Regions from separate parts of the Homo sapiens genome. Here all the other regions are linked to region 5. Evidence: chromatin contacts called from ENCODE Hi-C data. All regions are on one chromosome and are shown on one strand. Each heading gives the region's core, a stretch centred on a gene start or an enhancer-like site at or near the end of the contact. The rest is flanking DNA. Distances are from core to core; before and after follow the strand shown.

What was found. A loop is a pair of places that touch in the nucleus more often than their neighbours do. Pooled maps may share reads with other maps.
Region 1: a loop to region 5 is called in a map of CD4-positive, alpha-beta T cell, with 15 times the contacts of the local background. The contact joins the promoter of NSD1 here to the promoter of CLK4 in region 5. A Hi-C loop is called at or near these places in 3 of 168 maps with a recorded cell type or tissue (CD4-positive, alpha-beta T cell, CD8-positive, alpha-beta T cell and naive thymus-derived CD4-positive, alpha-beta T cell), 1 of 37 single-sample maps with no recorded cell type and 7 of 50 pooled maps.
Region 2: a loop to region 5 is called in a map of ascending aorta, with 12 times the contacts of the local background. The contact joins the promoter of RNF130 here to the promoter of CLK4 in region 5. A Hi-C loop is called at or near these places in 3 of 168 maps with a recorded cell type or tissue (CD4-positive, alpha-beta T cell, ascending aorta and gastrocnemius medialis) and 21 of 50 pooled maps.
Region 3: a map of CD8-positive, alpha-beta T cell shows a loop between it and region 5 (4-fold over the local background). The contact joins the promoter of MAPK9 here to the promoter of CLK4 in region 5. A Hi-C loop is called at or near these places in 1 of 168 maps with a recorded cell type or tissue (CD8-positive, alpha-beta T cell), 8 of 37 single-sample maps with no recorded cell type and 13 of 50 pooled maps.
Region 4: a loop to region 5 is called in a map of naive thymus-derived CD4-positive, alpha-beta T cell, with 20 times the contacts of the local background. The contact joins the promoter of MGAT4B here to the promoter of CLK4 in region 5. A Hi-C loop is called at or near these places in 1 of 168 maps with a recorded cell type or tissue (naive thymus-derived CD4-positive, alpha-beta T cell), 5 of 37 single-sample maps with no recorded cell type and 9 of 50 pooled maps.
Region 6: a loop to region 5 is called in a map of mesothelial cell of epicardium, with 28 times the contacts of the local background. The contact joins the promoter of TBC1D9B here to the promoter of CLK4 in region 5. A Hi-C loop is called at or near these places in 1 of 168 maps with a recorded cell type or tissue (mesothelial cell of epicardium), 3 of 37 single-sample maps with no recorded cell type and 10 of 50 pooled maps.
Region 7: a loop to region 5 is called in a map of CD4-positive, alpha-beta T cell, with 20 times the contacts of the local background. The contact joins the promoter of CNOT6 here to the promoter of CLK4 in region 5. A Hi-C loop is called at or near these places in 6 of 168 maps with a recorded cell type or tissue (CD4-positive, alpha-beta T cell, CD4-positive, alpha-beta memory T cell, CD8-positive, alpha-beta T cell and 2 more), 6 of 37 single-sample maps with no recorded cell type and 19 of 50 pooled maps.

The regions. Positions count from the first base shown.
Region 1 is chr5:177,131,101-177,135,161 of GRCh38, reverse strand. NSD1 (nuclear receptor binding SET domain protein 1) reads right to left here and starts at 1,389. Exons shown (of 23, transcript NM_022455.5): 1 at 1,210-1,389; 2 at 1-75. The coding sequence starts at 58. RefSeq lists enhancers at 187-740, 741-1,292, 1,293-1,846, 2,060-2,354, 1,847-2,398 and 1 more and silencers at 754-1,053, 1,114-1,273, 1,354-2,023.
Region 2 is chr5:180,069,614-180,073,562 of GRCh38, reverse strand. RNF130 (ring finger protein 130) reads left to right here and starts at 1,804. Exons shown (of 9, transcript NM_018434.6): 1 at 1,804-2,107. The coding sequence starts at 1,861. RefSeq lists a silencer at 1,454-1,533 and an enhancer at 1,423-2,130.
Region 3 is chr5:180,290,353-180,294,026 of GRCh38, reverse strand. It overlaps MAPK9 (mitogen-activated protein kinase 9), which reads left to right and starts at 1,944. Exons shown (of 12, transcript NM_002752.5): 1 at 1,944-2,179. LOC124901151 (a long non-coding RNA gene) reads right to left here and starts at 1,795. Exons shown (of 2, transcript XR_007059085.1): 1 at 1,727-1,795. RefSeq lists an enhancer at 824-1,466 and silencers at 1,389-1,728, 1,739-2,108, 2,239-2,428.
Region 4 is chr5:179,805,549-179,809,281 of GRCh38, reverse strand. MGAT4B (alpha-1,3-mannosyl-glycoprotein 4-beta-N-acetylglucosaminyltransferase B) reads left to right here and starts at 2,416. Exons shown (of 15, transcript NM_014275.5): 1 at 2,416-2,795. The coding sequence starts at 2,699. It also overlaps a transcript of SQSTM1 not described here. RefSeq lists silencers at 1,672-1,841, 2,012-2,571, 2,802-2,871, 3,002-3,131, 3,142-3,561 and an enhancer at 2,599-3,260.
Region 5 is chr5:178,624,939-178,628,625 of GRCh38, reverse strand. It overlaps CLK4 (CDC like kinase 4), which reads left to right and starts at 1,576. Exons shown (of 13, transcript NM_020666.3): 1 at 1,576-1,680. RefSeq lists enhancers at 1,608-2,217, 1,950-2,630.
Region 6 is chr5:179,905,941-179,909,727 of GRCh38, reverse strand. TBC1D9B (TBC1 domain family member 9B) reads left to right here and starts at 1,831. Exons shown (of 21, transcript NM_015043.4): 1 at 1,831-2,024. The coding sequence starts at 1,907. RefSeq lists silencers at 1,680-1,839, 1,910-1,969, 1,980-2,119, 2,170-2,219 and an enhancer at 2,100-2,877.
Region 7 is chr5:180,492,297-180,496,296 of GRCh38, reverse strand. CNOT6 (CCR4-NOT transcription complex subunit 6) reads right to left here and starts at 1,918. Exons shown (of 12, transcript NM_001370472.1): 1 at 1,534-1,918. RefSeq lists silencers at 1,149-1,408, 1,439-1,538, 1,709-1,848, 1,979-2,178.

The sequences.
Region 1 (4,061 bases), core at 140-2,639, 1.5 Mb after region 5:
CTGGATTGGAAAAGGGCAGCAGACAATTTCTTCTGGGTAGTTCACAGGTCTGATCCATCCTGGGCCGGCATCAACCTGGAATCCAAAAGCACAGCAATTAATCTGAGTTAATAGGCCATCTGACTCGACTCTTTAAAATGGCAGCCACTTCAAGGCCTAGTGGCCTCTATGCCTTTCTGCTGCACTTCCATGGGCAGAAAAAGTTCCCCCGACTGGAGATGAAAAAATGGCCTCGATGAGCCTCTGAAAACTCCATTTTCCCGAAGCTGGGCCGATCCTGCTACATAGAAACAGCCCGTCTCTTTTTCCTCCTCTGTAGACTGGTGGACACTTGGGATGAACTAAAATTAAAACCCCTCTGCCCGTCAAAATTCCCAATTCTCAAACAGGACTAGTCCTCCCCCTCCCTCGCCAGGGGTCGAGCAGCTGGATCTCTCAAAAGCAAAAGGCTGCGGGGTCCGAGGGGGGCTCCTGGACCCTGCACAAAAAGGTACCCCCCCCTTCCTGGCTCGCTAGGGCGCAGCGGTCACAATAGCGCTGCACCCTGCGCCCAGCCAGCGCCGGAGCCTTTGCAGCGGCGGTGCGCAGGCCGCAGGCGAGCCGGCCGAGGCGGCTGCACCCCAGAGCTCGCCTTCCTGAATGCAGGCCTGCTGGATCCGCAGCTGCAGGGCGAAGAGGCCTGGACCCGGCAGAGGGAGAAACCGAGGCGGCCAGCGAAGCCCAGTCAGGGTAGCAGCAGCTGCTACAGCTCGAAAAACATGGCTGCTGCCGACGCCGCCGCCGCCTGCCCGGGCCGCGCTCCTTCCCGCAGCCGCGGCAGCACCTCCCAGCCGAGCCGATCGCTCTCATCAATATTCAGCAGCAAGCAAAGTTTGCTGCGGGAGGGCAGCCGGCCCCGCGCCCCGCAGCCTGCTACCTGAGGGGAGGCGGAGGCCGAGGTGTTCGCAGGCGGCCGGCGGGGCACGGGCCGCGCCGGGAGGAAGTTCGCGGCAGCCCGGCCAGCTAGGCCTGAGCCCGGCTGGTAGTGATGGAGGAGGGGGAGGGGGAGGAGGCCGGCGGCTGCAGCGCCGCCGGCCACCAACCCCGCATCGCGCCTGGCCCTCCCCCGAGCCCCTCACCTTACGGCCACCACCATCTTCCCCGCCCGGCCACCCTCCTCCCTCCCTTCTCCTCGCGCCTGCCCGCCGCCCACCCCAGCGCACTAGTTACCGTGCCCCGCGCCCCCTCCCGGGCCAGCTGGGGGGAGGGGGTGACCCTCATTACACTGGGGTGCGAGCGGAGCGGTGGGGAGAGAGCGGGGCCGCTCGCCGCACCCCCCTCCCCCCGCGTCTCTCTTCAGGGGAGAAGGCAGCGAGCGCGACCTGCCCCGGCCTATTCCGCCGCCGCCTCCTCCTCCTCACACCCCCACCGCGCGCGCCCCCGCGGCCGCGCGTGCGACCGAGCGCCTCGCGCCGGCCCGCGTGCGGCTGGGCCCCGAGTGCGCGCGCACCCCTTCCCCCACCGAGCGCGCGCGTTCCCTTCTCTCACTCTTCGGGGTTCAGGGCGGGTGAAGTCGGGCTTGTGAGAGCGCCGCCCAATCAGCGGAGCTGCCGCTGCCGCCCCCTCCCCTCCCCCTGCGCGCCCGCTCGCGGCCGGGGCCTACGGGCCGGCCCGGCTGCCCGGGCGGGGCCTGAGGCGGGCTCCCCAGGGGCCTCGCGCGCCTCCTTGGAGTGTCGGGGCCTGCGGGCGTCGTGGGTGGCATTCCGATCCCCTCACCTACCTCGGGGCACGGCGCTGGCCTCGGGCCGCACACGGCTCCCGCACCCTACGCGTCTCGAACCCCAACCCAGGCGGCACCTGGCGCGGCTGAGGCCTGTCCGATCGTCCCGCCAGCCCTGCTCGGGCCCGCGTCAGTCCCGGCCTCCATCTTAGGTTACAGCCCAGGCTCCCCATCCACTGGGCACCTGCCCTCAGCCCGCTGGGTTCGGCCCGAGGCCAAGGCAACCCCCCTCCTGCCGCAGGGCTCACCTGGGGGCTTGGGCTGGGGTCTTCGAGGCCTCAGGCCCCGAGCAGACGCGGCCGCAGGCGAACCCCCTACCCGGCCGCACCCCAAACCCACACCACCACCACCACCACCACCACAGACCAAGCTGAGCAGGAAACAAAATGGAGGCAGCAGCTCGGGTCTGCCTCCCTGAGCCAAGCCTGTGCAGCCCCAGGGCTCCCTCCTGTCTCAGGCTCGACGCCCGCGAGGCAGAGGCTGGATCGTCCCGGGTGCCGCGGGCAGCCGCCCTACAGCAGCGCAGACGGGCCGGGGACTCGGCCCTGCGGTGCCCACAGCCCCTCACCCACCACCCCTTCCCTTCCCCCTCCCCCCATCCCTCTCCCTCCCCTTGCCGGGCCGTGCGGGGTGAGCGGCTCTGGGGAGCCGGGTCGGGTTACCCGCCCCGGCACTGCTCGCCCGGCCGTGGCCTCCGCGGGGGAACGAAGCCAGGCGACCCCAGCGCTGAGCCCACCCCCGGCACCGAGCCGGGCTGCAGCCTGACAGCGCGTCCGCACCTCGGCCTGCAGCCGTGCGGCCCCCGCCCAGGGAGGCCGAGTCCCCAGCCCGGGCCCAGCCGGGACGAAGCTCCCTCACCACCCCCGAGCCCAGGGGTCCTCGCAGCCTCGGGCGGGGCGAGGGGAACGCCGGGGGAGGGGGTCCTCTAGTCCCTGCACCGCCTCCCGCGCCTAGTCAAGGTCTGGGCCTGGCACGGGGGCTCGGGCAGCGGGCGCCGGCCGGCGTGGGTATGTGCGTGCGCGCCGGGCTGGGGGCCGGGACGGGACGGGCCGCGCCTCGCACCGCGGACGCTGCAGTTCTCGGCACCCAGGCAGATGGCCCTCTCGTGCCACCGCCGCCCAGAGCGGGCCGCCTGCTCCGCAGCCCGGTTCCCCGGGGAGTGCGCGCCTCGCCCCTGAGGGCCGGGCATCTGGACCCCAGCGGAGCTGCGCCGGGACACGGGACCGCCCGGCTGGCCGGGACAAGCCCGCTGGCGCAGCCCTCGGCCTGGGGCCTCACGGCCTGCATCCTGCACCGGGCCCGCAGCACCGAATCTAGCACGACCGCGTGGCGTCCAATCCCCCAAGACAGCGGAAGGGCGGGACAGGGAGCCCAAGCTGGGCCTGAACTTGCGACTCCAGCCCCTCGGGCCCTTCCCCCAGCCCGGACTCCGTCGCCCCCTGGGCTTGATCCCCACCAAGAAGCTCACCTCAGGAGTTACCTGGTCCCTAGGGCGCTAAGCGCCTTCTCGCTGTTCAGAGAAAGCCGGATCCGGCCGCCATAAAAATTCCGCCTCCTCCAGAAAGCCTTCTGTGATTAGATTTGGAGTTAACTCCATCTCAAGCTGAGGGCACCGCCCTCGAGGGCCACGTGACTACTATTCTTCCCATGGCTTAGTAAATGTGCATAGTTATTGCCCCAGTGGACTGTTTACTCACTGCCTTCTGTTAACTTTGAGCCCACCTGGGAGAAAGGCCATTTTTGGCGTTGCCCTGTGTGACATTAGTGCTGGCCAGCTAAACTCCATCCTTCCCCTGCCTTCAGCCAGCGACTGGCCCAGCAGGCGTGGAGCTCGAGATGCTCTTACCCTTTTGCTCTCCAAGGCCCACAGTCCAGTGATGGAGGCTCCCAAGTCAACAGGCCCTTAGCACATGTCTGCAAGTGCCGGATGCAGACCCTGCCAAGACAGCAAGTGGGCTTTGTTAGAGGGAAAGTGCCCACTGGAACGGGACTGATGAGAGGGCTGTGACCTCAGGGAGGCTCCTTCTGTTGAAGAGTCTGAGGTACCCTGAAGATTCTCAGGTGCAAAGTCAGGTTGGTAGTTGTCTATGTGTTGGGACCAACCAGAGAAAAGTCGAGTCTATACCTACAAGGGCCAGCTCTTTGTTCTGCTAGGGTCACTCACCCTGCTAATCCCATCTGGGCAATTCGACTCAACAGGCAAGCTCTGACTGGTTCCTTCTTCACACCTAATAATTTGAGCCAATCATTTTGACTGACAGTTACTCCTCTGCCAATTGCCCCAATTCATCAATGCTCCTCC
Region 2 (3,949 bases), core at 555-3,054, 1.4 Mb before region 5:
TCTTTCTTTTTTCTTTTTCTGAGACGGAGTCTTGCTCTGTCGCCCAGGCTGGAGTGCAGTGGCTCGATCTCTGCTCACTGCAACCTCCGCTTCCCGGGTTCCAACGATTCTCCTGCCTCAGCCTCCCGAGTAGCTGGGACTACAGGCACGCATCACCACGACTAATTTTTTTATTTTTAGTAGAGACGGGGTTTCACCATGTTGGCCAAGCTGGTCTCGAACTCCTGACCTCGTGATCCGCCCACCTAGGCCTCCCAAAGTGCTGCGATTACGGGCGTGAGCCACCGCGCCTGGCCAGTGGTGGGCATCTTAAGTTTTAGCCTGCACTGCATCCGTACCCTTTCCTGGAAACAGTGCCTCAAATTTCTTTTTGGGGAGCCACCTCTTTTCCGGATTTTCAGAACATTTGGTTGTGCAAAGCTGACTCCACCCACTTCCCGCAGTAGGAGACAGGAGACTCAACCCTGGCTGGTCAGAAGACGCCAAACTTTCCCCCTCCGCCTCCCCACAAAGATCCTGTAAGTTCCTGAATTCGGCTGCACTGCCCCATTCTTCCTTTTAGCTGATACTTTATAGCGATGTGTATCTTTTAAACGCCATGGAGAGAGAAAATGAGAGTCGTGTGTGTGTGCGCGCGCGCGCGTTTCGGAAGGTGGAGGGGGGGTTCCCACTGCAACCCTCTGGTCCGGGGGCCCCTGGAGTAGTTCACCTAGTCACTAGAGCAGGGGCTCCCCAACCGCCCGGCCGCGGACCTGTACCGGCCCAGGGCCTTCGAGGAACCAGTAAGCGAGCAGGAGGTGAGTGAGCATCACCGCCTGAGCTCCGCCTCCTGTCAGATCAGGGCGGCATTAGACTCTCATAGCAACGTGAACCCGGCTGTGAACTGCGCATGCTTGGGACCTAGGTTGCCCACTTCTTACGAGAATCTAACGCCTGATGATCTGAGGTGGAGCAGCCTCATCCGGAAACCACTTCAACTCCCTCAGTCCCTGGAAAAACTCTCTTCCTGGAAACCCGTCCCCCAGTGCCAAAATGGTTAGGGACGGCTACCCTAGAGGTCTTTCCCAACCACTCGTGTCCCTGCAGGTCCGGGCCAGAGACATCCCCCATCCATGATGTCAACCGCATGACGTGAATGTTAAATCTCATGACATTTAATTTTAAACATTTCTTTTAAAGTTATGGCTTTTTTTCCTTTGTAGTCTGTTCTCACACATTTCCATACGTCCTCGCAAATCTCCCGGGCTCCACGCCCTGCGGCTATCACGCCTGACAGAGAAACAACCAGCACCAGCGGCTGACCCGGCTGCCCGGGCCCTCGTGCAGGCGGGCGGGAGCGGACAGGCCCTGGCACGCATGCGCTCGGGGCGGGACTGCGCCTTAGGCCTGCGCGTTGCCGCTAGACCAGCGGGGGGGCGGGGCGGCGGCGGACACGCGCCTCAGGCGGCAGCCGCGCGAGAGGGACTTTGTGTTCCGCTGACCCTCCTCGGGGCGCTTCCTCCCGTGCCGCCCTTCCCCTCCCCCGCCGCGTCCTTGCGAGGCGCCTCCCATTCGGTGGGACCGACCCGGGGGGATGGAGGGGGCACGCTTCTACAACCCTCCTGGGACCCCGAAGAGACGCCCGCGTGCGACCTGAGACGCCGCCCTCGCCGAGGGCCCATGGGCGCGTCCCCACAGGCGGGCAGTGGACGTGAGGGCGGCGAGCGGCGGGGCCGCGGCGTCCAGGAGGGCCGCGCTCGGGCTCGGCCCCGCGCAGGCCGCGCGCGCGCGCTCCCGCCGCCGCCCGGGCCGCGCCCGCCCCGCCTCTAGGCGCCGGCCCCGGAGCCCGGTCCGCGAGCAGCGGCGGCTGCCGGAGGGACGATGAGCTGCGCGGGGCGGGCGGGCCCTGCCCGGCTCGCCGCGCTCGCCCTGCTGACCTGCAGCCTGTGGCCGGCACGGGCAGACAACGCGAGCCAGGAGTACTACACGGCGCTCATCAACGTGACGGTGCAGGAGCCCGGCCGCGGCGCCCCGCTCACGTTTCGCATCGACCGCGGGCGCTACGGGCTTGACTCCCCCAAGGCCGAGGTCCGCGGCCAGGTGCTGGCGCCGCTGCCCCTCCACGGAGGTGAGTGCCGGCCCGGGGGCGGCGGGCGGTGGTCGCTGCATCCCGCGTAGGCGGCGGGACTAGGGTTCCCGGCCCCGGCTCTGGCCCTGGCTCTCCCGCGCTGCCCGGCCGACAGCCCCAGCCAGGGTCGAGGCTTCCGTCGTGGACAGCCCGGCCTGCTCCCGTGGGAACCAGGCTCCAGGAGCGTGACTGGGTTTTTCCCTTCTTTTAAAAAAGACTTGGAACGGTCATCTTTGCGTTCAGGCAGCTCGTTTGCTGGAGGGCATTGAGCTAGGAGTTTGCAGGGACAGCGTAGACAAAGGAGGTGGTGCAAGAGCGCAAAACTACTTCATGGGGAGGACGTCTCAGCCTGTATTTTGGAAGCGGCAGGTTCCTCAAATCACGGACTTAAGGCTGCGCTAGATCTGGAAGGATGCGGCCCTTTTCTAATATAAAAACGTGCCGTTTTTCTTAAGTGGTAAATTGGGGGGGGGGTGTAAATGGAAAATGGACATCTTCCCTGTTGCTTTTGGCTCTTGTTCTTGCCCTAGTAGTTTTACTGTAATTTGACGCCTGAAAATGTCACATTATGAGGATCTGACACTAATCGGAACTACTAGCCAAGGCTTTTCAGGTCACGGGTGCCGACCAAAAGGGAAATAGGTAAAATTTTCAAGAATTGTCTTTGAAACCATTCGGCTTAATGTCATGTTTTCCTATGAACAAGGACTTTGTTTAGTTGATTATTTGGTGTAAACATGTATTTGTTTAAATTATTAGTCATGGTTTGAAAGAAACCTTTTGCACATCGTGGAATATGATTTTTTGGGTTTTGGCCCACGCTGAACTTTTGGGAGATATCTGCCATTATCCCCACCCTCATTGTCACCCTGAGAATGCTGAGAGGGGATTTTTCTTTTCTAAACTGCTGTTCATGTTAGGATGACCTAAAGTAGGCAACCTAAATAAAGTCATGATTTGCTTGTACACTCTTAAGATACTAACATATTATGCCCCTCTGAGGTCTGTATTTGTATGCCAAAGTGCTAAGCTGTTTTCTTCTTTGAGACAGTCTGGCTGGGGAAAAATAATCACATAAGGCTTTTACTGTAGCCTGTCCGCAACTCAGACTAGGCTTTGAAAAGTCCGTTTTACACCAGTAATCAGGTGCTTAAGGTGCATATCTCATCTCTACTGTGTTAAAAATGGCAGTTAGGGTCCCAGCTTGGCCGTAGAAACAACTTTTGTCTTGGGTTCATTCAGTAAATATTTGCGTTCCTGCTCTGTGCCAGTCACTGTGGTTGAGATGCACAGTGTTGCCAGACTGGCAACTAACAATGGTAGCCTCTTTTCTGGTGGAGAGAACCGTGAGGGTCACGTGGAAGGGTAGAAAGAGGAAGGGGAGGCAAGCTGTTGTGGAGCAAGAGCTGGTCCTCTGCAGTGTTGTGAAATCTGTGGTTTGTCTTTGAGGCTTGGTTCCATCAGGCACCCCAAATCCATGGTCTGAACTTCAGATCCTTCCTCCACGGTGTTCGTGTGCTTCAGCTACTTGTTGCTTGCCTGTCACCCCAAACAAAAGCCCCGTCTTTGAGAAAGCTTGTTTTAGGTGTTTCTGTAGAAGGGTATTGGAAACTAACTCATGTGTATTGAGGTATGGATGAAGATTAGTCCTGTTCCCCTCTCAGTGGGGAGGCAGCATTGTAGGATTAAAGGTTCTGAGTCAGGCCTGTGCTTTACGTCCATTGTGTGACACTGTAAAAGTAACTCTGCCATTTAGCCTGTTTGCTCATCTGTAAAATGGAATGATGAAATGTACATCTCTTAAGGTTGTTGACAGGTTTAAACGGTTCCTTAATTCTGAAA
Region 3 (3,674 bases), core at 695-3,194, 1.7 Mb before region 5:
CCAGGCTGGTCTCGAACTCCTGGCCTCAGGTGATCCACTCACCTCGGCGTCCCAAAGTACTGGGATTACAGGTGTGAGCCACCGCACCGCCTTCCTAATGAGAAGCACCCATCAGTGCTCCTTGGTGGAACCTCAGATCTGACAGCTAGGCTTTTACTCTTTTCCCATAATCCTCGATCCTGACAATTTCTGGTTTCCTGTTCTCTCTCATGCACTTGAGGCAGGTGGCAGGTGAGTCTGAGGTAGCGACAGGTGTGGGCCCTCCTCAATGCAGGCCACACTGTGACGTAGAATTTCAAGCAGCGATGAGCCATGCTCAAATTTAGAAAACTCCCTCTGGTGGCCAAGGGGGACACCATGCTGGATCCGTTCCTCTACCCCACCCCTCCTCTGAGGCTCTGGTGCCTCCAAGCGGCCTGGCCCAGACCTCAGTGCCCTTGGAACCTGGGTCACAGGCTAGCTGCCCTCCCCAAATTCTGCAACCACCCTTCACGCCACCCAGCCCCTTACCCTCCCCATCTGCAGAGTCCTGTTCCTTCTCCCCACTCTGGCCCTGGCCACTCTGTGGATCCTGGTATTGTGTTACTGCTGTTCTACACCACACTCACCATTTGTCAACCATTGTTCCCACTCTTCTAGTCCCCAAAGGCCGGCTCTCCACGGTTTTCCCCATGTGCCCAGCCTCAGTGCCTCTCTTCCTGCTTCACTTTTCAACGTAGATCTGGCAACATCCCAAGCCCCGGCCTCTCCCATCCTGTACGACCCCCAGGCCGCTGGTACCTGATCCAGCCTCAAAAGCAGCTCAGAGTCAACGGGTCCCAGTCCCTAGGGGGCTCTGAGCAAGAGACTCCTCGCCCCGCCCCCCACTCCTCTCAGAGGCTTGACTGAGCACCTCCCTTTTTTTTTTTTTTTTTTTTTTTTTTTTTTTTTTTTTTTTTGAGAGAGTCTCACTCTGTCACCCAGGCTGGAGTGCAATGGCGCAATCCCGGCTCACTGCAACCTCCGCCTCCCAGGTTTAAGTGATTCTCCTGCCTCAGCCTCCCGAGTAGCTGGGATTACAGGCGCCCGCCACCACGCCCAGCTCATTGCTTCGTATTTTTAATAGAGACGGGGTTTCACCAGGTTAGCCAGGCTGGTCTCGAACTCCTCACCTCAGGTAGTCCACCCGCCACGACCTCCCAAAGTTCTAGGATTACAGGCGTGAGCCACCGCGCCCTGCCGCACCTCCTAATTTTTAGATGTTGTCAACTAAGTGATCCCGCCACCAAGCGCAGTCTCCTCCTGCGTCACCGACCCACCGGGTCACCTGTCTACACACCGCCATCTCTTCGCACCCCCTCCCCCTCTTCGACCCGGCTTCTGGCCTCACCCACACCCCCATAGACCCGTTCCTCCGGCGCCGCAGCGAGCAACCGAGTGCGAGGCCCGCCCCGCCTACCGGGCCCTAGCACGCCGGGCTCCCGGACGCCAGGCCGGCCTCCCCCCGCGATCGCCCCGGGCTCTCCCCGAAACGGGCGGGCTCCCGTGCCGCTCCAGTCGCCTCACCGCCACAAGCCTGCACCTGCAGCCCGAGGCCCGGCTCCCCGCGGACCCCGCGGTGTGAGCCCCGCGCGCCTCCAGCCCGGTTCCCGGTCCTCCGGGCCACCCTCTCCACCGAGCTGCGCCCCCCTCGCAGGGAGAGCGGGCTCAGCCGGTGGGCCGCGCAATGCCTGCGTCTCCAGCTCACCGCGTGCACTGCGCGCACCCGAGCGCCATGGCCACTCGGCCCGCGCCACTGAAAGGCCCGGGGGCGAAGAACCCGCGGAACCCCGGCCCAGGACCTCGGGCGCCCGACCCGGCCCCCGACCCCGCCCGCGCCACCCTCCATCGGCCCGCCCCCCAGGCGCCATTGGCCGCGCCTGCTCCGCTCTCCGCGCGCTGATTGGTCGGCGCGAGGGTCTGTCAGACCGGGCGCCGCGGCGGCGGCAGCGGCGGAGAAGGGAGCGGGACCGGAAGGGTCGCAGCGCCCCGGCGCCCCTCACACCCACTGCGGCGGCGGCGGCGGCGGCGGCGGCGGGGCGGAGCGGAGCGGGGCGGGCCGGCGGCGGAGCCGGGGCCGCGGAGCCAGGAGTGACTAGCACGCAGCGCCGCCAGTCCGCCCGCCCGCCCTCTCCCCGTGGCGCGGCGGCGGGGAGGCGAGGTGAGCCCGGCGGGCGGGCTAGGCCTGGCGGCGGCTGCTCGGGCCGGGCCCGCGGGGAGGGGCGGTGAGGGAACCGCGCGGCCGGGGGCTTCGGGGCGGGCCGGGGGCTGCGGGGCCCTGGCAGCCGCAGCCGTCGCCCCTGTGCTGGGGGATGCCGCAGGCGCCCCCTTCCGCCCGGCTGTCAGCAGCCCCGGGCTGCGGGCCTGCTCACCGGCCTGGCCCGGCCGACCTGCCCGTGGGGTCTGCGGGCGCCATCCCTCCCGGAGGTGGGGCAGACAGCTGCACTCCTGCGCCGGGTGCCCAGGGGCCCGGGGTCGCGTCCCCGCGACCTTGGCCAAGGCACTGACCCTCGCTCTGCCGCGGTTTTGCCTTCGGGAAGGTGGGGAAATGTCTCTTCTGGACAGGGTTGTTGTCAGGCTGTGTGAATGTATGCAGACGCCTGGGCAGGACCCCGGTGTGCATCTGTGGAAGACTGGGCAGGGTGCTGGCCCGTGCTGGTGTGAGTGGTGTAGGAACCCCCTCCCCACCCGCCCAGCCTCCCGCCTCCCCGCGCACTCCTCTCTTGCCTTGTCATTGCACACTCGGTGTCCAGCAGTGCCAGAGGGGACCCAGCCCGAATCCCTTACCACCGCGCCCCTCCCCCAGAAGACTGCTGCCCCGTCCCACTCATCTCGCCCGCCTTGAACATGCCAGCCCGCATTTGCCCCAGGACCTTTGCATTTGCTGTTTCCCCGTCTTTGGAGTTGTCTCCGTGATCTTGGCACAAGTAGCTCTTTCTGCTCCTTCCTCTGGTCAGATGTCTCGTTTTGGGTGAGGCCCTCCTCGACCACCCTCTTTCTTCCCTTAGTCATGCTATTTCATTATTTAAAAAATTTCCTTCCTAGCTCTCATCTGGTTTGAAACTATTCTATTTATTTGCCTGCTTATTTTCTGTCTCCCCGACTAGGATGTAACTTTGTGAAAACAGGTAGCTGTCTGATTTGTCCACTGCTTTATCCCCAGTGCTTAGAAAGCACACAGGAAGTATTCAGTAGTATCAGCTCAATGAATGAATGAATGATCAAAGAAATGGCCCAGCCTGCCTGTTGTCTCTGCTTTATCTGTTCATTTAGTGACTTCTGATTAGCGTGTGAAACTTGTAAGCAGATGGAAGCTTGTTCTATTTTGTGAAACATTTTGGTGTCCTTGACCCCTTTAATTGCTAACTGTTGGAACAAGCTGTGATATAAAATCTCACATTTTTATAATAGTTTAGCTGTAGCTTTCTTCCACACATACAAGAGACATTTACTGAATTCTGCATTATCTAGGTCATGCTTTCTGCTAGACCCTACGGACACAAGGCAGATAGCAACGGGGTCCCTTTCCCGAGAGAGCCCAGGAGCCCAGTAGAGAAGGCAGGCATGCAGACACTTAGTTCCAGGACTGTACAACCCTTGCTATAGGGGAGGGGCTATGCCATGGAAATGTGGAGGAGGTGACAGGTGGTGCTGGG
Region 4 (3,733 bases), core at 1,167-3,666, 1.2 Mb before region 5:
GAGGCTGAGGCAGGAGAATCGCTTGAACCTGGGAGGCTGAGGTTGCAGTGAGCCGAGATGGTGCCACTGCACTCCAACCTGGGCGACAGACCGAGACTCCGTCTTAAAAAAAAAAAAAAAAAAAAAGGCCGGGGTGGTGACTCACGCCTGTAATCCCAGCATTTTGGGAGGCCGAGGCAGGTAGATCACGAGGTCAGGAGATCGAGACCATCCTGGCTAACACGGTGAAACCCCGTCTCTAATAAAAATACAAAAAATCAGCCGAGCGTGGTGGTGGGTGCCTGTAGTCCCAGCTACTCGGGAGGCTGAGGCAGGAGAATGGGGTGAAGGTGGGAGGCGGAGCTTGCAGTGAGCCCAGATAGTGCCACTGCACTCCAGCCTGGGCGACAGAGCAAGACTCCGTCTCAAAAAAAAAAATAAGATAAACTAAAAATAAATAAATAAATAAATAAAATTACAAAAAAATCCAAAAAAATTTGTTTTAAAATTTTTAATGAGATGAGGTGTCACTATGTTGCCCAGGCTGGTCTTGAACTGATGAGCTCAAATGATCCTCCTGCCTTAGCCTCTCAGAGTGCTGGGATTACAGGCATGAGCCACCACACCCGGCTAATTTTTTGTATTTTTTAGTAGAGACGGGGTTTCACCGTGTTAGCCAGGATGGTCTCGATCTCCTGACCTCGTGATTCGCCTGCCTCGGCCTCACAAAGTGCTGGGATTACAGGCATGAGCCACCGCGCCCGGCCTCTGGGTGACTAAGTTTTAACATTAAGTAACTCATTAACAATTTCTAAGGCCCTTTATGTCACAACCTAAGTGAAAAGCCATTATCCTTTGCCACAAATAGAAGACACCTGTGAAAACACGACAGTTTCCTCTAGAAGGCTCCTATAAGTCCCAGTCTCTAGTTCGGAAAGTTCCAGGAGCACTGAGTGGGGAGCCCTCTCCTTTAACAGGGGGCCTCAGGATCCAGCCCACTTCAACCTCTGGCTCGGCCACCCCCTTCTTGGCATCAATCTCTCTGTCCAGACCCCTCGAAGCTCCCGATTCCACTCAGCCCCAGGTGTGGGCCGGGGCTGAACTAGGAAGACAAAGCCGCATTCAATCTCAGTCTGAGTCCAGCCCCTCGGGCCTCCCCCGGGCGGGTGGGGCAGAGGTCCCTGCAGCCTCCACCAGGAACCGGGCCCCTAGGTCTGGGAGGTCCAAGCCGGCAGCGGGCCAGGCGCTGCCCAAAGCCTGCCCAGAGGCGGCGCTGGGCCAGTCCCTTTATAATTTGCGCCCTTCCTGGTTCCACAGAGGATTGAGGAACGCCTGAAATTAGAACGCAAATGGGCCGTGCGTGGTGGCTCACGCCTGTAATCCCAGCACTTTGTGAGGCCGAGGCGGGCGGATCACAAGGTCAGGAGTTCGAGACCAGCCTGGCCAATACGGTGAAACCTCGTGTCTACTAAAAATACAAAAATTAGCCAGGTGTGGTGGCGGCCGCCTGTAGTCCCAGCTACTCGGGAGGCTGGGGCAGGGGAATCGCTTGAACCCGGGAGGCGGAGGGTGCAGTGAGCCGAGATTGCGCCACTGCACTGCAGCCTGGGCAACAGAGCGAGACTCCGTCTCAAAAACAAACAAACAAAAAACAACAAAAAACAACAACAACAAAAAAACAATGAAGGCGTGGGCCCCCATCAATATCGGGCTGGGCTGGGCGGGGCGAGGTGGCCCCTACACCACCGGGGGCAGGGCCCGTTGCTCCCGTTAGCGGCGCTCTCGGGCCGCCCCTGCCCCGGGAAGCCGGTACGGTTCTGGGCTGGTCACTGCTCTGCATCCACGAGCATCGGCCCTGATACCGCCTAGAAAGGCCCATCGTTCCCGCCTCCCGGGCCCCTGCGCGCCTCCGTCCAGAGGCCCAGAGGAAGCTCCTGAGCGGGGAAGCGCCCTGGGCGGCAGCGAAGGCAGCGGTCGCTCCCGGCTTCAACCGCCCAGTCCCCCGCGCCACCCAGAGCCCCTCACGCCCGGGAAAGAGCCCCGAGAACGTGCGAATGGGGTCGGGGTCCGCGCGCGGAGGAGATGTTGCTGAGAAGGGTACCGGGGTCCCGGAGCGCCGCCCCCGCCGCCCGCCCCCCGCCCCGGCTGCGGTCGACCTGCACTCCCACTCCAGCCTTACCTGAGGCCGACTCGCACGAGCCCACGCGGGGCTGCGGGAGCCGATCGGGATCCCGGCCGCCGGCCCCCACCCCACCCCCTCGCGGCGCCGGCGACGGCGGTGCTGCGGCCCCTTTAAATCCGGGCCGCCCCGCCCTGCGCCGTCGACTCCGCGGCGGCCCCAGATCCAGGCCCCAGATCCAGGCCGGGCCGCGGCTCTCGCCGCCCAGCCCAGCCCAGCCCGGCCCGGCCCGGCCCTGCCGCGGAGGCGAGGCCGCCAGTGTCCCGCGCCCCTGATATCTGCAGTGAGCCTGATACCTGCCTCTGCCCTTCTGAGCCTGTTCCTCTTCCCTGAGTACAGGGCACAAAGCTTGCGCCCTGAGGGGCGGCCGGCGCGCTCCCTGGCCCGGTCCCCGCCCGGCCCCGGGCCCCCCGCCCCTCCCCGACCCGGGGCCGGGGCCCCTGCCGCCGCCGCCGCCGCCTTCCGACCCCTGCGCCCCGGCCCCGGTCCCCCGGGCCATGCAGCCTCGGCCCCGCGGGCGCCCGCCGCGCACCCGAGGAGATGAGGCTCCGCAATGGCACCTTCCTGACGCTGCTGCTCTTCTGCCTGTGCGCCTTCCTCTCGCTGTCCTGGTACGCGGCACTCAGCGGCCAGAAAGGTGAGCGCGACCCCCGCCCGGCCCGCACCTGGCGCACCTGGGCGTCGGCGGCGGGAGCGGGCCCGGCGGTGGCCGCGGAAGGCGGCCGGAAGCCGACGCAGGCGCCCCTTCCCCGCCCGGGCGGCGCGAGGACGCCCCTCCCACCCTCCCCCACTTGTTTGCTGCTGGAGCCGCGGCGTTCTCCTCGGGCCCGGGCCGCGCCCGTGGGTGCTCCGGACCGGACTCCGCGGGCGCAGCTGTCCCGACGCTGAGCTGGGGACCCGTGGGGTTCTCGGAGAGGGGCAGAGACCCAAGGTCACAGAGGTCCCGGAACGCCAGCCACAGCCACCTGGGCAGGAGCTGGGGCGGCGTGAGGGACACAGGCGCGAGGGCACCCCCCCACCCTGCTGCCTGCTGCCCCGCGCCGGCCTGGGCGACCCCGGCGTGACACCCGGTCCTGGGACTCCCTTCGGCGCCCAGAACGCGTCGGCAGCATCCGGCCTGTGGGAGGGAGGGAGGGAGGGAGGGAGGCGTCCTGAGGCAGCCCGGCCCCTGCTGCCCTGCGCTCCCGTGCGGCCCCAGCCCGTCCTCCGCACCCCGAGCTTCCCGGGCTGGCCCCCGCCCTCCGCGTGCGCCCAGCGCTCTTGCAGGCGGAGGGTGCGGGCCGATCCCCCCGCGCCGCCCCGCTGGCCGGTCTTGGCGATGGTGGGGCCGAGTAGGGCCTGAGCCCTCGGAGGCGCTCTTCCCCCGGCCTGGAGGTTCCGGGAGAGTGGCCTCCTGCCTGCCTGCCTGCTGGAGGCCTAAGCGGGCTGAGTCCAGCTGCCCCTCGGCCTCCCCGCCACCTGCTTCCCTGTTTCCCTGTCCCGGAGCGCCATCCCAGAGAGGCTGCGGAGGAGGGCGAGGGAACCTGGACCCTTCCGGACCCTCCGAGCTCCATCTACCCACGCCGAGCTCTGCCA
Region 5 (3,687 bases), core at 327-2,826:
ATTCCCTTGAGACGGGATGTGTAATCAATTGTAGAACCAATACATTTCACTCTTTGGGCAAAATCTGTTAGCATACCAGGTGGCTCCAAATACTCCACTATTTGAGGACTTCACATCTAACTGGAGTAGTCAGGAGCCGGGAAATGGGTGGGAACTCATGTCAGAGACAGCATCTTAAAGAAATGGCCTTTCAAGGATGAGTAAGATTTAAATTTGTAGATGCAAAAATGGTGGCTATTCTAGATGAAAATAATATCATTTGTTTCATTCTGTAGCATAAAGAGTTTACCCTTCCAGTTTTCCAAGTTTCTTTTCAACTTCGCTTCTTGGAGTGCAATCTCCATGAAAATTCAACTTACTTTTTGAAATGCTGTACAATCTCCGAGATTTATCTAAATTTACCCTACTTACCCAAACCAGATGGCACAAGTTTCTATCATGTTAGATCACTAAAGGTATTTCCGTTCCCTCCTTTCACCTAACAGGATAACAGGTCTCCCACATGCTACTGGGCTAATACCCGCAAGAGTTCAACCCTACCCTCCCAAATTTGATTTCTAGCTTTCCCTTTTATCCAGCGAATCCCCGTCAGAATACAGAAGCCAACCCCCACCCCGCCCGCCGTCCCCCCCCACGATCTTCAGTCTCACCTAAACCCTTTCCCTCACTTACGCCCTTCCTTGCTTTGACACCCTATTCTTGGTTCTCCTCCTCTGCTGATCATTCCTTCTCAGGCCCCTTTCCCTCTGGCCCTTGAGTGTTCCCCACAGGGCTCCGACTTTGACCCTAATATTTCTCATGTTACATACTTACACGGGGGAACTGCCTGAGGGTCCTCAGAACTGCAGAATACCTTATTTGAGGTAAGCAAGCCCCATAACGGACTATCACTAGCTCAGAGACATTTTTCAGCCTTGAATAAAATCAGCCCGCAGGGACAAAAAAAAATGGGGAAAACTTCGTTAGGGAAACTTCCAGCGACCTTAACTGCTCAGGAGGTAGGGATCCTAACAGGAAAACCTTGTCAGGAGTCTCCATTGAAACCTCCGGGTTTTTGTTTTGTTCTGAATAGGAGCACGTGCCTTGAAAAGATTAGCACCCCTTGAGCTTGTTTTCTGAGACAGCCTCTTTGTCCGAATCCACCTTAGACTGGAAGCGCCAAGTGGGCAGGACAAGCACCCAGTCCAGGGAACAGCCCAGGGACCAGCCAAGGCCCGCCCTAGGCGGTTTTGGGGCCGTTGTCGGGTGCCGGCTGCGGGAGTTGAGGTCCCGGGGGAGGGGGCAGACACGCGGTACACACTGAGGGCGGGACACGGGCGTTCCTTCCCGGTTCCACCCGAGCCCGTAGAGAACGTAAACACCCTCCCGGCCTAGAGGCCCCGGGACCGGGTGGGCGGGGGGGGGGGGGTGGAAATGCTTGGGCCGCGCAGCCGCAGTGTGGAGGCTCGAGCCCCGCTCTTACGTCACGTGGAGCCCCGCCCTTAGGTGGAGCGGCGGGAGCGCGCAAGGTTCTGTCACGCAGGCGCGTTCGCGCGGCGTAGGTGGTGCTAGAGGCGACTCGGGGGATTCTAGGGCGACGGCGCTGCCGCCATTTTGTGGGGTGTTTGTCGCAGCGGCCGAGGAGGGAAGACGGCAGTTTGGCGACATTTCTCGGCCGAAGGGCCATTTGCTTTTGCGGAGGTAGGGTTGCAGATGGTGTGTGCTGGGACAGGCGGCTGTCGGTCTTTAGGTCTCCGAGCCAGGTGTCGGAGAAACGACCGCGTTAGGGGCCTGGGCTTCTGGAGCTGAGTTGGGAGTTCTGCGAGGCGCTGCTCGGCTGGTGCACGCCGGCAGCACCGAAAGTTGCTCGGGCGTCGCGGTTCTGCCGCTGACCCTTCTCTGAGGGCCCTGGCCGCTCGCGTCGCGGCTCCGGAGGCCGTGGGCTCGCGGTCCCCTGCTGCCTGGCGAGCGCGGCTGTTGGTTAACCCTGTCGGGACCTCTTCCAGCCGGCGGGCGCTAGGACCTGTCGGGAGACCCTTCGAGAGCCGTCTCTGGCATTCGTGTTGTCGGAGATCAAGTCTTCCCCTGGATTCCTGGCCTGGGCCGTTTGTAGCGTTTCGGGGGTTTTCCAGAGTCAAGCATTTGCCCCTGTCTTGAGTGCGCCAAAGGCACTGGCCGGGTGCCCAGGAGCCGGGAGGTGGGGACCGGGCGTCCGTGCAAATCCAGGTGGTTGAGGGCAGTAGCTGCTTGTGAGAGGTGGAAATTTGCGGAGGCTAGTCCTCTGTGCTATGCTGAACACAACATTGTTGCAGCGAACCTGCGTTTCTGGTGGTTTTGCATCTTATTATCCCTGGTTGCCTAAATAGTCCAGATAGGCTTATCCGATCCTTAGGAAACCGCCCCGCAAACTGAACTCGCCAGCCACTTTGTCTTGCCTCATAGCTGTCCTGTGCGATTGTGCTTTTTACACACCCCTACAGGCTTGTAACCCATTAAATGCAGTCCTCTTGGAGCCATCCAATCCTAAACTTATAACCTGTTTCGATGTTTTTAAGCCATGTACGTAGCGTAAAGTTGTCAAGAACTACAGGATCTTAAGGGCAGTGGCGATGGATCTACATATGAGATCCATTGTGTCATTATTTTTTGAAAGATACCTACTCTAGCATGTGGGATGCTTTATTAGAGGCAGTGTCATGATTCTAGATAGCTTTTCTTTTTTATGTATGCGAAGGAACCTTACCACGTAGAACGTGGGTCGGGTGATCTTTGTGCCTCCAGATAAAATATTTTTGAACATTGCAGGGTGAGTGGGGGAGGTCAGAGGCTGGGACTAACAGCTGAATTACATTTGAAGTAGTGAACTTGAGAAGAATTTTGGACTCTCACAACGGAGCTCGTTCTTATTTTAATGTTTGCATATTAACTGATAATTTGAGAGTTCTGTTTTGCTGGAGGTTAGCTGGTTGTAAGCAGACTTACAGTAGAAGAGGAAAAAACAAAACTGAAGAAGATACATAAGTCTTGAAAAAAACTTCATAGTAATGGAGGGTCATAATAATAACGCTCGGTCATCAGATGTGATTTTGCTTGCTATGATTTAAAAATGCTTAACCAAGCTGAGTTCCTGATGTGGTTAAAATACAACTTTGGTATTTGACGGAACGCTTCAGAAGAACTGCACTTGAAATACACATTTTCTTTTTTTTTTTTTTTTTTTTTTTGAGACAGGGTCTCACTGTCGCCCATACTGGTATGCAATGGCGTGATCATGGCTCACTGCAGCCTTGACTTCCTTGGGCTCCAGTGATTGTCCCAGTAGGTGGGACTACAGGCTCGAGTCACCATGTGCGGCTAATTTTTTGTATTTTTTGTAAAGGCAGGGTTTCGCCGTGTTGCCCAGGCCAGTCTCGAATTCCTGGGCTCAAGGGATGAGGCGCCACTGCGTCCAGCCATAAATTTTTCTTGATAGCTCTAATGAAGAAAGTTTGTGTTTTGGCCTTTTGCCTCAAGTAAATGTGTGCTGTTATTCATGTCACGTTCCCATATGGAAGTGACTCCATTTGTATCAAACCGGAATGCTCACTTCCATTGAGACGCTAACAAGAGTTTTAGAATTGCTGTTTGGCCTGATCAGTGCCTTCTCTTCCTCTGTAAAGTGAGCTGAGAGCCACCTTAGAAGGATGCTTGATGGGTATAGAATTAGAA
Region 6 (3,787 bases), core at 582-3,081, 1.3 Mb before region 5:
CAGCCTAGTGAATATACTAAAAACCACTACGTTTTGCACTTTAAAAGAGTGAACGTTACGGAATGTGACTTATATCTCAGAAAATCAAAAAGAAGTAAGCTTAGCACGCACATACTAAGTGATCGATAAATGTTTGTTCTTTTTCTTCTTATAAAAAACCATTCTCGAGGAGTGGTCTCCAGGTCAGCAGCATCAACATCACCTAGGAACGAGTTAGCAGTGCAAACACCCTGGGAGGGAGGGGGCAGCAACCTGTGTGGCTGTTTTTTGTTTTGTTTTGTTTTCAGATGGAGTCTTGCTATATTGCCCTGGCCGATTTTGAACTCCTGGCCTCAAGTGATCCTACCACCTCAGCCTCCCAAGTGGCTGGGACTACAGCAGCCTGTTTGAATCAGCCTTCCAGGTGATCCTAATGTATACCCAATTTGAGAACCACTGGGATTAAGGAACAAGACGACTCTTTACCTCCTCTCAGGGTGTTAAAAAGTGCAGTTCTTCCAAATTCTTTCCCTCTAGAGAGCACAATGACAATATTAGTTCAGACTTCCAAGGTGTTGAAGAAAGCCCGCCTCTGCATCTTGAAAGCTGATTCCTATATCCAGCAACATTGAAGAAGACTGCAGATCACTCTGGGTGTCAACTGCATGTACCTACATCCATCGCACCAAGATTCTTGAGTGCCAATCACAGAAACCCACCTGGAAGTCAGGTCCAGCTCCAAGGATGGTTTAACTGCCCCCTTCCCTTTGCCCTCTAGCCAGACCCTGGTGAGGGTTCCAGCCAGCAGGGTGACCCCACATCCCAGTCGACCCCGGACAGGCCCCAGGCCCGTTGTCCCAGGTGGAGTTGACAGCCCCCTCATGCAGAAGGCTGTGTGTGGACTGGCGCTGCCCCTGCAGGCCAACACTGGGAGACCAGGGACCCGCATTCGCCTGCAGCCAGCCTCACACTTGCGCAGAAGCCGCCACTGGGCCCAGGGCCAGTCCAGACCCCATCCCCAGGGCCGGCCAGCCTCTGTGACCCGTCTGTCAGGGGAGGGGCAGCACTGATTTCCAAGGATGCAGCCCGTATCAGGGCCTCCTGGCACCTGCCCTGCGCTGGAAGATTCTTCTAGTCTCCCGGCCCCAGTGTCAGAATTCTGAGAACTGGCCGGGCGCGATGGTTCACTCCTGTAATCCCAGGACTTGGGAGGCCAATGTAGGCGGATCACCCGAGGTCAGGAGTTCGAGACCAGCCTGGCCAACATGGTGAAACCCCGTCTCTACTAAAAATACAAAAAAATTAGCCGGGCGTGTTGGCGGGAGCCTGTAATCCCAGCTAAAGAGGCTGGGGCAGGAGAATCACTTGAACCCGGGAGGCAGAGGTTGCAGTGAGCTGAGATTGCGCCACTGCACTCCAGCCTGGGCGACACAGCAAGACTCTGTCGAAAAAAAAAAAAGAAAAGAAAGCTGAGAATTAGGAGGAACTGCAAACCCTTTCCAGGCGCCCTTTGCAGTGCTAACACGCCCCGGGTTGCACGCGCAACCAGCCAAAAGCCGCCAAACTCTGCTTCTTGACATCCTTCTCTCACACTGCACAGCTTTCAAAACGCCAGAAGCCCTGCTCTGCACAGCGGCTCCCCTGTCTGCGGACTGGGCCGTTCCGTTCTGGACCCAGGCCGGAGGCCGTGGGCTGCACCGCTCCAGGAGGCCAGGCTGGCGCGCGCCCGAGGCCGGGGCTGAGGGGGCGGCGCGGAACTCGGGCCGCGTGCGGGAGCGCCACACGCCCGCCAGGGGGCGCCGCCCGCCCGGCCCCGCCCCGCCCCGGCCCGCTCCGCACGCTCCGCTCCGCACGCTCCGCTCCGGGACGCCGACGGCGGCGGGCGCTTCCGTCTCGCGGGCCTCGGCCCGGTGCGAGCGGCTCCGCGATGTGGCTGAGCCCGGAGGAGGTGCTGGTGGCCAATGCGCTGTGGGTGACGGAGCGGGCCAACCCCTTCTTCGTGCTGCAGCGACGCCGGGGCCACGGCAGGGGCGGCGGCCTTACGGGTGAGAGGCGCGCGGGCGGCCGGGCCTGTGGGCGCCGCGGCTGGGCTGGCGGCGGGGCTGGCGGCGGGCGGCGGGCGGGTCCGGTTCCGGCCCGGCCTCGGCGCGTCGCGGCGGACACGCACGCCAGCGCGCGGCGGGGCGGGGGCGCGAGGCCAGGACCCGGGAGCCGGGCGCGGAGGGGCCGGGGCGGGGAGGCGAGGGGCTGGCGGGAGGCGAATGCGCCCTCGGCGGGCTCTCCTCAGGTCGGCTTGGGGCGGCCAAGTGGAGACCGGCGGCGGCTTCTGCCCGGATTCGGCGCCCGCGAGCCCCGGGGGCCGTGCAGCTTCCCGGGATCTCACCGCCGAAAGTTGGCGAGACCGCCCTGTCCTCATCCTCCACCTCAGTTTCCCCAGGTGCCTCTAAGGGGCCAGGTGACGCCAGCGCACGTTTTCTTTTGCCCTCTTCTTCGTGCCCATCTCACCAAAGTATCGCCCTTTTAGCAAGATCAGAGGTCCCTGGAGCTGGCCGCACCCCCATTCCCCCAGCTTCTCCTCCCCCACCTTTCCTGCTCCTGGCTGCTCTCAGAGCTGCGCACCCAAGGCTGTGGGTAGCGGCACAGGGTGTTCCTGCAAGCTCGCCAAGGTGGCCCTTTGTGGGCCCGGGTGCCACCATCACACAGGATGAAGCTGGACAGGCACCCTTGGAGTCGTGCGGCCTGTGGGATCCAGGGGAGGCCCACAGGCCACTCCCTCCGCAGGTGGTGTCCGGGGCCCCTCATGCTCCAGGGCCTGCGCCCAGCACTGCAGGAGCCCGGCTGGCTCGGGCTCAGTGCCTGTGCTCTTCGGGGCACCGACTGTTGCCCTACAGGATTGCGGTCCCAGTGTTGCCAGGTCGTCCAGTTTATCAAGAGCATTTTCTGTGAATCATCCTGATTTTCAGTGTGAGCAGCTAATAGCCAGATGCAGACGGAGGCTTCTCCTGGGCCACGTTTCTTCATGTGGAAGAGACTGTTCTGTTCCCAGAAACACTCAGTGTTCCCTTCAGCTTCGGGTTCCCTCCCAGTGGGCTTCAAGGATCTCGGGCTCCTGTTCTGGACCCGCCTCCTAGATCCAGCTGTTCAGTCGGCAGCCCCTGTGGCTAACCTCGAAGCTACTGCAAGCCCGATGAAGAAAGCGAGGGACCGGCACCTTTTCTTCCGCCAGCGCGCCAGGGTGTCATCAGCGCGCCAGTGTGTCATATTCGCTGGTGTACTTGAAACACTTGTGCTGTGCTCGGCAGGCTTATGTGGGTCGTCTCATTGAACGGGCGGGTGCAGGTGCAGCCCGGTCTCTGTACACCTCCTTCCTGCGGGCTCTTCTCCTTTCCACCTCACTCTCCGTGTCCCCTGGGACCGAGCTCCCAGGGTCCCCCCAAGGGAACCCTTCTTTGAACCCTCTCCCAATCTCTCCCCACTGCTAGGTTTGGTGTGTCCTGCTGTGCCCTCTGACAGGGCCTTCCCTGTGCCATCATGGGCATCGTGGCCTCCTGAGTACTGTCCTCCCTGAAGAGGAGCAGACAGGGATGTGGTTTTATCCAAGCCATCTATTAAAAACATGCCAACCTAGACTTTTCATTAAAGAATCTGAATAGCTAGCTTGGCCAACATGGCAAAACCCCGTCTCTACTAAAAATATAAAATTTATCCAGGCATGGTGGCACGCGCCTGTTATCCCAGCTACTCGGGAGGCTGAGGCACGAGAATCGCTTGAACCCAGGAGGTCAAGGTTGCAGTGAGCCGAGATGGC
Region 7 (4,000 bases), core at 669-3,168, 1.9 Mb before region 5:
CAAAACACCTGGAGTAGATCACAGATCTAAAGATATTAAGCAATTTTTATTCTAAATTTTACTCTAAAAGTCATCACATTCTAAACACTGTGATGGCCAGGCATGTTGGCTCATGCCTGTAATTGCAGCACTTTGGGAGGCCAAGGAAGGAAGATCGCTTGAGCCCTGGAGTCGGAGACCAGCCTGGGCAACAGAGCAAGGCTCTACAAAAAATTAAAAAATTAGCCGTGGTGGTGTCTGCCGGTAGTCCCAGCTAGTCAGGAGGGTGAGGCAAAAGGATCGCTTGAACCCAGGAGGCGAAGGCTGCAGTGAGCCGAGAACTGTGCCACTGCACTCCAGCCTGGGTGACAGAGTGAGATCCTGTCTCAAAAACAATAAATAAATTAAATAAAGACTGTGATAAATGTCTTAACAGCAATTCCCCAAAAAAGCCTTTAAACCCTTTTGATCAATGGCCCACGTCCACTCCTACAGCCTACTAATCTGTTCTAGAGTAGTAAATTCTAGTATATTGTAAAAAATACAAAGTGCTACTACACACCATTTTATTTTTCAGTTATTCATATTCACTCTCTTCCTCTTCAAAGTTAAATTCCCAGATACAAGTAGGCAAGAAGATTCAGCACTAACAATGAGACAATCCACCTGGAAAACAGGTAAGTATGGGAACTCAAATTGAAGCAGATTATCTAAAACACATCAGCTTACACAGTAACAACAAATCCAAAGAGCTCGAGCGAGATGACCATTCACAACGCTGTCAATGGCAACAACAGTTAAAAACAGAAGGCCACAGGTGTTGGTTAGCAGGCTCTTCGGGGAAGGTGAAGGAGGTAAAGAATCAAAGGAAGTTTCCAAAGAAAATAGCGATTAGTGCTGAAAAACAAAAAGGAGGGATGCAATTTGGGTTACCAGAGAAAACTGCTTGTAGAAACCAGTACAATCTCCGAATCCTTCGCAATACTATAAAATAAGCATCCTCATTGCATGCCAAGTGCTTCTTTAACCTGTAATCCACCCCGTCCTCTCCCTCAAAATCTGCGTTAAACTGAATTTTAAAAACATTTTAGGGGAGGGGGTAAGCAGTTGGTTTCCCGCTTGACAGTAATTGTGGCCACGGAGCGCGAAGCTCCACACTCCACACAGCGCGCCACCCACAGAGGCGCTTCTCAAAAGTTGCCACCCATCTTGGCCACGAGTCCCGGGACACGGACTCGCCTCCTCCGACGACGGCAGCCGGGACCGGCCGGGATCCGGGAGCCCAGCGCCGACCCTCTCCCCTCTGCGCGCCGCCGCCGCCGCCGTCAATCAACGCCCCCCTCCCAGGGACTCGGCCCGGGGGCGCGGCCCGGGGCGGGGCGCGATCGCGGCGCGTCGAAGGGGCCCCCAACAGCCGCCAGCTTGCGGAGCAGCGGGACCGCCGCCCACGAAACGAAAGTTGCCCGCGACCGAGCCCGGCCGACGGGGGGCGGTCCGTGCGCGGCCGGAGAGAGGAGCGGCGCCCCGACCGGGCCTCCGGCCTGCCTCGCTCACCTCTCGGGGTGCGCCGCCTTCCTCCGCCGCTGCCGCCTCCTCCTCCCTGTGAGTGCAGCGGGGTCTGCCCTGTGGAACCACCATACCAGTCCCGCCCGCTGCTGCAGCGCCGCCACCGCCGCCGCTCCTCTGCCGCCTTAGTCGCTGCTCTTTGTTCCCCCTCCGAGAGCCACTGCTTCGGCTGCCCGCCTCAGCCGCCCCGACGGGCCGCCACTACGCCCTCCCGCCCTCTCGGCCCCCGGCCTCGCCCTCCTCGCTGCGCCCGCCGCTGCCTTCGCCTCCGCGCCGCCGTCGCCGCCGCCACCGACGCCGCCGCCTCCTCCTCCGCGCCCCCCTCGTTTTCATTGAAAGCAAACAAGCATCATGGCGGCGGCCGCCGTCCCTCAGCCAGCGAGCGCCCGGACCGCCGCCGGCGCTCCAACATCCTGGCCGCTCATTGGGCGCCGTCGCCGGGCACAACCATCCGCCCTTCGGTGCGGGGGTCGCTCCCGGCACGCAGCTGCCCAGGCCCCGCCCCCTTACCCCCGCGCTGGAGAGCGGTGGACCGGCCCGGCGCGCTGCGGGCCCTGCCTCCCTGCCTGCCGCCCTCCATCCCTTCCTCTCCGTCCATCCTTCGTCTCCTTCTGTTCCCGCTCTCCTCGCTCCTTTCCTGCCTTGGCACTTCTGTTTTCTCCTCTCCTTAGCGCTCCTCCATTTTTCATCTACTTCTTTTTCCGCCCCAGGTTGTCCACTTTTTTTTTGTTTTTTGAGACGGTGTCTTGCTCTTTCACCCAGGCCAGAGTGCAGTGGGGCGATCTTGGCTCACTGCAAGCTCCGCCTCCCGGGTTCACACCATTCTCCTGCCTCAGCCTCCCGAGTAGCTGGGACTACAGGCGCCCGCCACCGCGCCCGGCTCATTTTTTGTATTTTTAGTAGAGACGGGGTTTCACCGTGTTAGCCAGGATGGTCTCCATCTCCTGACCTCGTGATCCGCCCACCTCCGCCTCCCAAAGTGCTGGGATGGCAGGCGTGAGCCACCGCGCCCGGCTGGGTTGTCCACTTTTATCTCCTCTTTTCCTTGATCGTCCTCCCCTTTTTTTCTCCTCTTCCTTTTCCTTAAGCCTTCGCCTGTCAATCACGTCGAAACACAGTATTTGACCGGAGCCAGTATCTTGATCTGCCTAAAGACAAGACATTCAATCGTGAACAGTCGAATATTATTCCTTCCTCAATTATACAAAGAAGAGTAAGTTAACATACCACTTCAGCCTATTAATGGTAATTCATTCCATTACATTAATGGACAGTTTTGGTGCTGGGGTCCTAGCCTGGGTAACGGACAGCAGCTGCTGTGCTCCAAGATCAAAAGGTGTTCAGGGCAAACTCTGGTGTTTGAAGGTCAGCAGAGAAATGACTGGGCTGATTCATGATGCTTACATCAAGAAATATTAGTTGACTGATGGTCAGGGCACAGAGATGAATCAGACCCCACCCAGCCCTGAGTAAGCTCACAGTCTAGGGGCAAGAATAACACCCAACAGACTTAATATTGGAGGTATATTGGTCGGGCGCGGTGGCTCACGCCTGTAATCCCAGCACTTTGGGAGGCCGAGGGGGGCAGATCACCTGAGGTCCGGAGTTGGAAAACAGCCTGACCAACATGGCGAAACTTCGTCCCTACTAAAAGTACAAAAAATTAGCCAGGTCTGGTGGCTTGCACCTGTAATCCCAGCTACTCGGGAGGCTGAGGCAGGCAGGAGAATCATTTGAACCTGGGAGGCGGAGGTTGTAGTAAGCGGAGATCGCACCATTGCACTCAGGCCTGGGCAGCAAGAGCGAAACCCTGTCTCAAAAAAAAAAAAAAAATTTGAGCTATATGTTGAAGGCGTGAAGGAAAAGGAAAGCTGCCTGCCCACCTATGTGGCAAACTAGGATAGGCTGCTAACTGCTTCCTGGAAAATCAACCCTGAAGAAATGAGAGTGAGACAGGTTCCAGGAACTAACAGTAGCAACAAACCGAGGCTTCTGCTTCAGTGAAGGCTGTTGAGAGCTGGGGATGTGGGAAATGGGTTGCTGTTGCCTGGGGTGGAGGAGACCTGGCTGGAAGGGCAAGGAAAGGATGAGGGACAAAAGCTGTTCAGAGGTGAAGATGATCCCCCTCTCCCCAGCACGGCCTTGGGATGGTCATCGCTTGGCACTGCCATGACATCAGGAGTGACAGCCCAGGCCTCTAGCGCCATAGGACACTGGGCAAAGACAGAGCAGTGCAGAAGTTTAGGAGTCAGGAAGAACACATGTAGACCAGTAAGCTGCCTGTGGCCATCCCTCCACAACCTCCTCCTGTACAGCAGGGAGTTGTGCGGCCCTGTGCTGTACAGAGTATCCCAGGCTGAGGGGCCAATGGGACAGACACCCTGCAGGGCCTCTCCTCCCTGTGTGAGTGCCCTGGCCGTCTGTGCTCCAGCCTGGGTGCCTTTTTGTAATTTGG